2 separate regions of the Homo sapiens genome follow, and region 2 is linked to region 1. Evidence: read pairs that join two places in POLR2A ChIA-PET (ENCODE). Cell type or tissue: Panc1. All regions are shown on one strand. Links, peaks and the distances in the headings refer to the core of each region. The heading gives the core; the rest is flanking DNA.

Region 1 (2,930 bases), core at 116-2,615:
TTTTATAGATTGTTTACAAGTCTGTAAATGTTGGGTTTATTTTAAAATATTCTACAACGAAATACGGAGATAATATGTGTGCTATTTTGCACAAAACAAAAAATCAATGGCAAACCTTAAGTAGCGAAGGGACATCATTGTAAACTAGTTATTGATGTGCTAAAAGTCATTTACACCTGCCATGGAAGATAGATTGTGACACTATTAATTTAACCGGCCGTGGATATACTAACATAGCTGCCATGTAAACCAGCAGTCCACCATCTGTAAAATTTTATGCATATTTTGTGCAGATAGCTATACAATATTTTGACAATCCCAAATCAGCTTTAATCTATCAATTTCAAAGTTTGTCACCAGAAAGTTCATCTGAAGGAGAGTGTCTGTTCAATTCATGTTAAATACAAAATGATTACAGTAGGTAACGCAAAATGCACCATTTCTTGGAAAAATAAAGTTGTTTAACATGGTTATTATGTACTTTCAAGGCATAATACAGTTTTTTTTAAAGCACATCTTAAAACACCAATTTACAGTAGTATAATGAAAGATATATTTTCTCACGGAAGGCATATGGCAATAGCAGTAAAAGTAAAGATGCTTTTCTGTGCAATAATTCTTCATTCACATAACAATATGTAAAGGGATAAATGGTGTAGTGCTGAATTTTCATTTCTGGTTCACTTTGAGGGAGGCTGGAGAAACTATCGCAAAGTGAACGTTTTTTCAATAGTGTCCACAGCTTTTTCATCCTTGGGCATTTAATATCATTTGGCTTTTAGGAAAGTGTGGATCCTTTTAAAAGAGAGACAGAGCTGTCTCTACAGTGTCCCCTCTTTAACCATTCCAAGGGTAGCATTAAATAGCAGTTGAAAACTACCGAGGTACACAAAGGATCTCCCTCAAAGAAATTATAGTGAGAAATGATGTCTCGAGACAGCATTATTGCTAACATATGATCACTTAACACTTTTTATTTTTTATTTTTGTTCCTGCCAACCACCCGGTTTTAATCTAACTCAGATGTTGCATTTGGTGAAACAGCAAAAGGAAAATAATACTTCATGAAAAAATGATTAAAAAAACTAATAAATATCATGGCTCTTCAAAAACCGTAATAAGGCGTAATCACACTAAGTACATGAATGGTGCACATATTTTGCTTGATATTAGGACACATACTCCAGGTTAGATACATAAGGATTTTGCAATTTTTTTCCTTGTCAAGTATGCTTTTTAAATGATTAAAAATCATTCATCCCAATCTTTCTCATTGTACAAGAATTTTTGGACCCATTTTAATGAAAGTTTTTTGTCCAATATGTTTTCTTGTAATTGTGTAACAGTTGAAGAGCACTTTCCATCAAAAAAAAAAAAAATAGGTTTAGGGCCGGGCGCGGTGGCTCACGCCTGTAAACCCACCACTTTGGGAGACCAAGGCAGGTGGATCGCTTGAGCACAGGAGTTTGAGACCAGCCTGGGCAACATGGTGAAGCCCTATTTCTATAAAAAATACAAAAATTAGCTGGGTGTGATGGGGTGCAGCTGTAGTCTCAGCTACTTGGGAGGCTGAGGCAGGAGAATAGCTTGAACCCGGGAAGCAGAGGTTGCGGTGGGATGATGAAATCATATGAGACAAGATCCAGCCTGGGTGATAGAGTGAAACCTTGTCTCAAAAAAAAAAAAAAAAAAAAAAAGAAAAAGAAAAAAAAGAGAGATTTAGTTGGGTAGAAGGAGAGTGAGCTTGTGCCTTGGCTATATGCTGACAGCGGAAAGATTTTACTGTTCTATAGAAAAATGTCTGAATATAAATTGGCACACACAGGATGTATTAAATAACTGTTCAATATTTTCTTTATCCCTATGTGTGGAAATTTGTAATTACAAATGTTTTCATTTACAGATCTAATGGCATTACAGAATCATGTCTACAGATCGTGCATAGTGAAATCTATTTCAACAACTCAAAGAGTTTAAAGGACATATCCTTCAAAAATAGGAACCTAAACCTCATTGATTATATTGCCATCTTCTACTCCTTACTATTTCGCGGTTGGCTTTTTATCCCACTATTTTTTTTTAATTATCTATGCAAGATCACAAATAACCTCTTAATTGATACGTTAGTACCAGTTTTCATTCTTTTTCCTTTCCCTAGTATTTAAAAATGCAAATCAACCACTACTTGAAGCTTTTGTTTCCTTACTTAGATGATCATTTTTTTCTGTTTTCCCTTCATAGTTCTTAACCAATTTCATGATTCCTGCATATAAACAATCTTCATGGTTAATTTTTTACCTTTCCTCCTTCTATTTTTACTATTTCTAAATAAATTACCTAGACTCTTTAAGAATGAACCATTTCAAATCTCTTCCTAGCCTACCTGGCCAGTGTTAATTCCTTTTTCTAAATGTCTACTAGACATTAACCAATTAATGTTATTCAGTGGTAGCTACATATACCTTCAGGCTTATCTTTGGAGACAAAATAGTGAGGAAAAGCAAGATAGCCATTGCCATCACGGTTCCTTAATTCTTATGGGAAAACTAGAATTCAAATAATCACACAAATTAATGTAAAATTAAATATGTGATAAAGGGTATGAGCAAGTATGTTATAAGAGCATGACCTAGAGAAGGCTGTTGCTGGAAGTCATGTTTAAAGTGAGATGTAAAGACTTTTAGTAGAAATTAAGTAGGTGAAAAGGAGAGATATGGTGTTCCAGACAATGAAAATCACAGGTTTAAAGGTCATTAGCGAGCATGTCCTGGTTTGTTTGTATCTGAAAAAGGCCAGTGTGGCTGGAGCACATGTGAGATGAAGCTAGCTAGGAGATGACAGAGCTTAATGTCCTTTGTAAGCTGTGACAAAGAATTTTTATCTGTATCCTAAGAGCAAATTTTTAAGCAATGTGAGGAGTGGTGTGGTAT
Region 2 (2,930 bases), core at 320-2,819, 420 kb after region 1:
CAAAACTATTCATAAAATCATCCAAGTCTACTGCTCTCAGGTCAGACTGTTTACTCTTCATATTTTAGTGAGTCTTCTGAGCTGACTTTATTACTGAATCTTAAATTTTGAGCAACTATTCAAACATCAAACATCTAAGTATTTTTATAGGCATCGTTTGTACTTTTTGTTAGTAAATCTATAATACCAGACAGCCTTCTAAACTAATGATAAATCCATTTCTTCTCCCTATCTACATGCTAGAGTCGATTACATCAATCAGTCTTACTGAATGTATTTTTCAGTAAAAATACATTTAACAAACCTAACTATATATAGGCTGAAGAGGAGAGGACAGCAAAGGAGCTAAGAACTCGTAGAATCCCTTTATTAATATGCTGTGCTTCAGACCTCTTCAGAAAGAGCATGGCTTCTACAGGGGAGCTGTACCTTGCTAAAAATCTAAGTTAGATTTGTTAAATTTGTTAAATCTATTTAGATTTGTTAAATATAAGTTAAACTAAGGTTTTTATAAGAGTTTAGACAGAAAAACTGTTTATTTCCACTTTCCAATATTTCTGTCAGTATTAGAATTAAGTTCATTTGTTTTTACTTATTTTTCTCTTGTTACTTAATACAGTAACATTTTAGTACAATAGCTTGTATATATTCTTAAAAGTATAAGAGCTAACTCATTTTTCAATTATATTTAAGAAATAATAGCTAAAGGAAAACTAAAGTAATTAAATAAACTATCTGCTATTTTCTAGAAAGTTTCAAAGACCTATTTTTTCTCTGCAACTTTGGAATAGCTTGTAATGTGAAGGGCACCATTCTTAACATTAAAAGAAAAATTCATGTTAACTCACCTTTCATAATATAGCCCTGCTACATACTAGGATCAATACAGAAAAACAAAAATAATCATCACTATAAAACTTTATTGTTTTATATGTATGTGGTTCATATTGTCATCTTTTTGAGTAATCACAAAGGCACAAAACGGATTAAACATAACACATTCAAGATTAATTGGATGCTCACTCTATGCAGGACACTCTGAACCAGGAGATACAGAGAAAAAGCAAATGAAGATCTTAATCTTGAGGAGTCCTTTCTTGGAGAGAGCAAATTATCACAATGAAGTGAGCTAAATGTTTGTTGCCAAGAATTGAGCCTGCCTATCCAGTGCTGACGCTATAATGGTGCTGTAGAGGTTAATAACGAGAGTAAAGAAACATGTGGGCGACTGAGGAAAGGCTGGATCTTGCATTTGGGCTTGATTTTAAAAGATGATAGATATTGATCCAGGAGAGAAAGATTGGCAAAAGCAGAATAAATGGAAAAGCTTAGACTCTGGTGTCAGAGGAAGGTATAATGTTCAAAGGGTAGTTTAAGGACATGTAAGAATTGGCCTTTACAGCTGTACTGTTTCTAAGATGGTATACCTTAATGTGTAAGGAATTATGGAGTACTTCTTTTATACAGCACCCTGTTTATGAGGCTCATCCATGTTTTTGTACACATTGTTTTAATGTGTTCTTTTTATTTTGAGTAGTATTCCACTGTACAAATACTCCATTACTTGTCTATTCAGTCATCAGTTCATAAACATTTTCGTTTCTTCCAGTTTTAGAATAATGTTATTATGAATATTTGCTTACAGGTATTTGTGTAAACATGTTTTCACTTATCTTGGGAAATGTCTAGAATTAGGATGGATAGATTGTATGGTAAGTATATGGTTAACTTTATTAAAACAAAACTATCAAACTGTTTTTCAAGATAACTGACCCACTTTGCAATCTCCCAGAAAAGTATTCAATTTCTAGTTGTTTTATATCTTTGCCAACACTTGGTATTATGAATCTTTCCAATTTTTGCAATTCAAGTATAATGACATTTTATTATGCATAGTTTAGTAATCTTGGAGAGACATAAAGGGATATGGAGAAAACATGGCAGATCAAAATTTTTTGAGAGGTCCTGAGACATCAAAATGTAACTAAACCAAAGGCTAGGTTGCAGTTAGCTGCCTGACCCCAACATTACTTGGAGAAAGATTAGATTCTTAATAGGCTCTGATGGTTCACTGCATAACTTCTGAACTTTCCATGTTTGCTTTGACTATGTACGCACTCTGGGACTGGATTTTTAGTTCTCGAATTTAAACAAGAAACAAAACTGTAAAGAACAGCTCTCTGGGATTCCTCTCTCCCAATGACTAGTCTTTTTCTTATAGGACACTGCCTCTGCTTCACAGCTCCAGCCTTTATGACAAAAATTTTAAATTCTTAACTCAGTCTCTCCTTATCAGGGAGAAGGGTTCTAGGTGTGGGACTGATCCAACACAACTCTCACAGTACTTTTAAGGACCTCTGACTTTCTCAGTCATGCCCACCCTCCATATCGGCAGGGGTTTTCTCCCTCCCTACAGTTAAGTTTCCTCTGCTACTCCCTTGTGCAGTACTCATCAGTTTTATCTGTGCATGCCAGAATCCAGATTATGAACACAGATCAAGGTCCATTTCCCTTCACATAACATGTGTTGTCTTCTATATAAATATCCCTTATCATTTTATAATATCTTACAACATTTATAAAGTTTCCCCAAAACAGATGTTTGTCTTTAACCCAAAGAGGACTGCTAGTCTTCCATCATAATCTGGGTATAGCTTGGTCAAACTAGTCTGTTACTGTTTTCTTTTGATCATTTCTCACCTCTCTTTTCCAACAACAGGAAGTCAGATTGTTGTCCAAGCCCAAGGAAAACTAACCCTCAGAAATCTAGAGTAAGGTCAGTTGATTAAAACAAATTTCAAGATTAATGTAGCACAGAACAGCAACTACTGCTCTTCCCTTCCAACATGAGGATCCTCACTACTATACATCCCTGATATTTGTCATGGAACACTGTAGTGACAAGGTGTATCTTCAGTAAAGTCTCCAAA

Evidence for each region. ChIA-PET counts read pairs that join two places held together with the same protein. Peaks named below come from ENCODE experiments on the same cell type or tissue, not always from the same donor. Only the 100,000 strongest peaks of a DNase experiment are listed, where the experiment ranks them.
Region 2: POLR2A ChIA-PET joins it to region 1 with 13 read pairs; 1 of 35 experiments calls an interaction of 5 or more read pairs at or near these places.

The regions. Positions count from the first base shown.
Region 1 is chr5:91,947,699-91,950,628 of GRCh38, forward strand. No RefSeq gene overlaps it. Among named protein-coding and RNA genes, the nearest start is that of ARRDC3, 570 kb to the left of the region's middle. In Panc1, for the core only: no CTCF peak of the experiment used is centred there; no DNase peak of the experiment used is centred there; H3K27ac peaks cover 303 bases.
Region 2 is chr5:92,367,323-92,370,252 of GRCh38, forward strand. The region is part of intron 2 of LOC105379080 (a long non-coding RNA gene); the gene reads left to right. Among named protein-coding and RNA genes, the nearest start is that of LINC02058, 570 kb to the right of the region's middle. In Panc1, for the core only: no CTCF peak of the experiment used is centred there; no DNase peak of the experiment used is centred there; H3K27ac peaks cover 269 bases.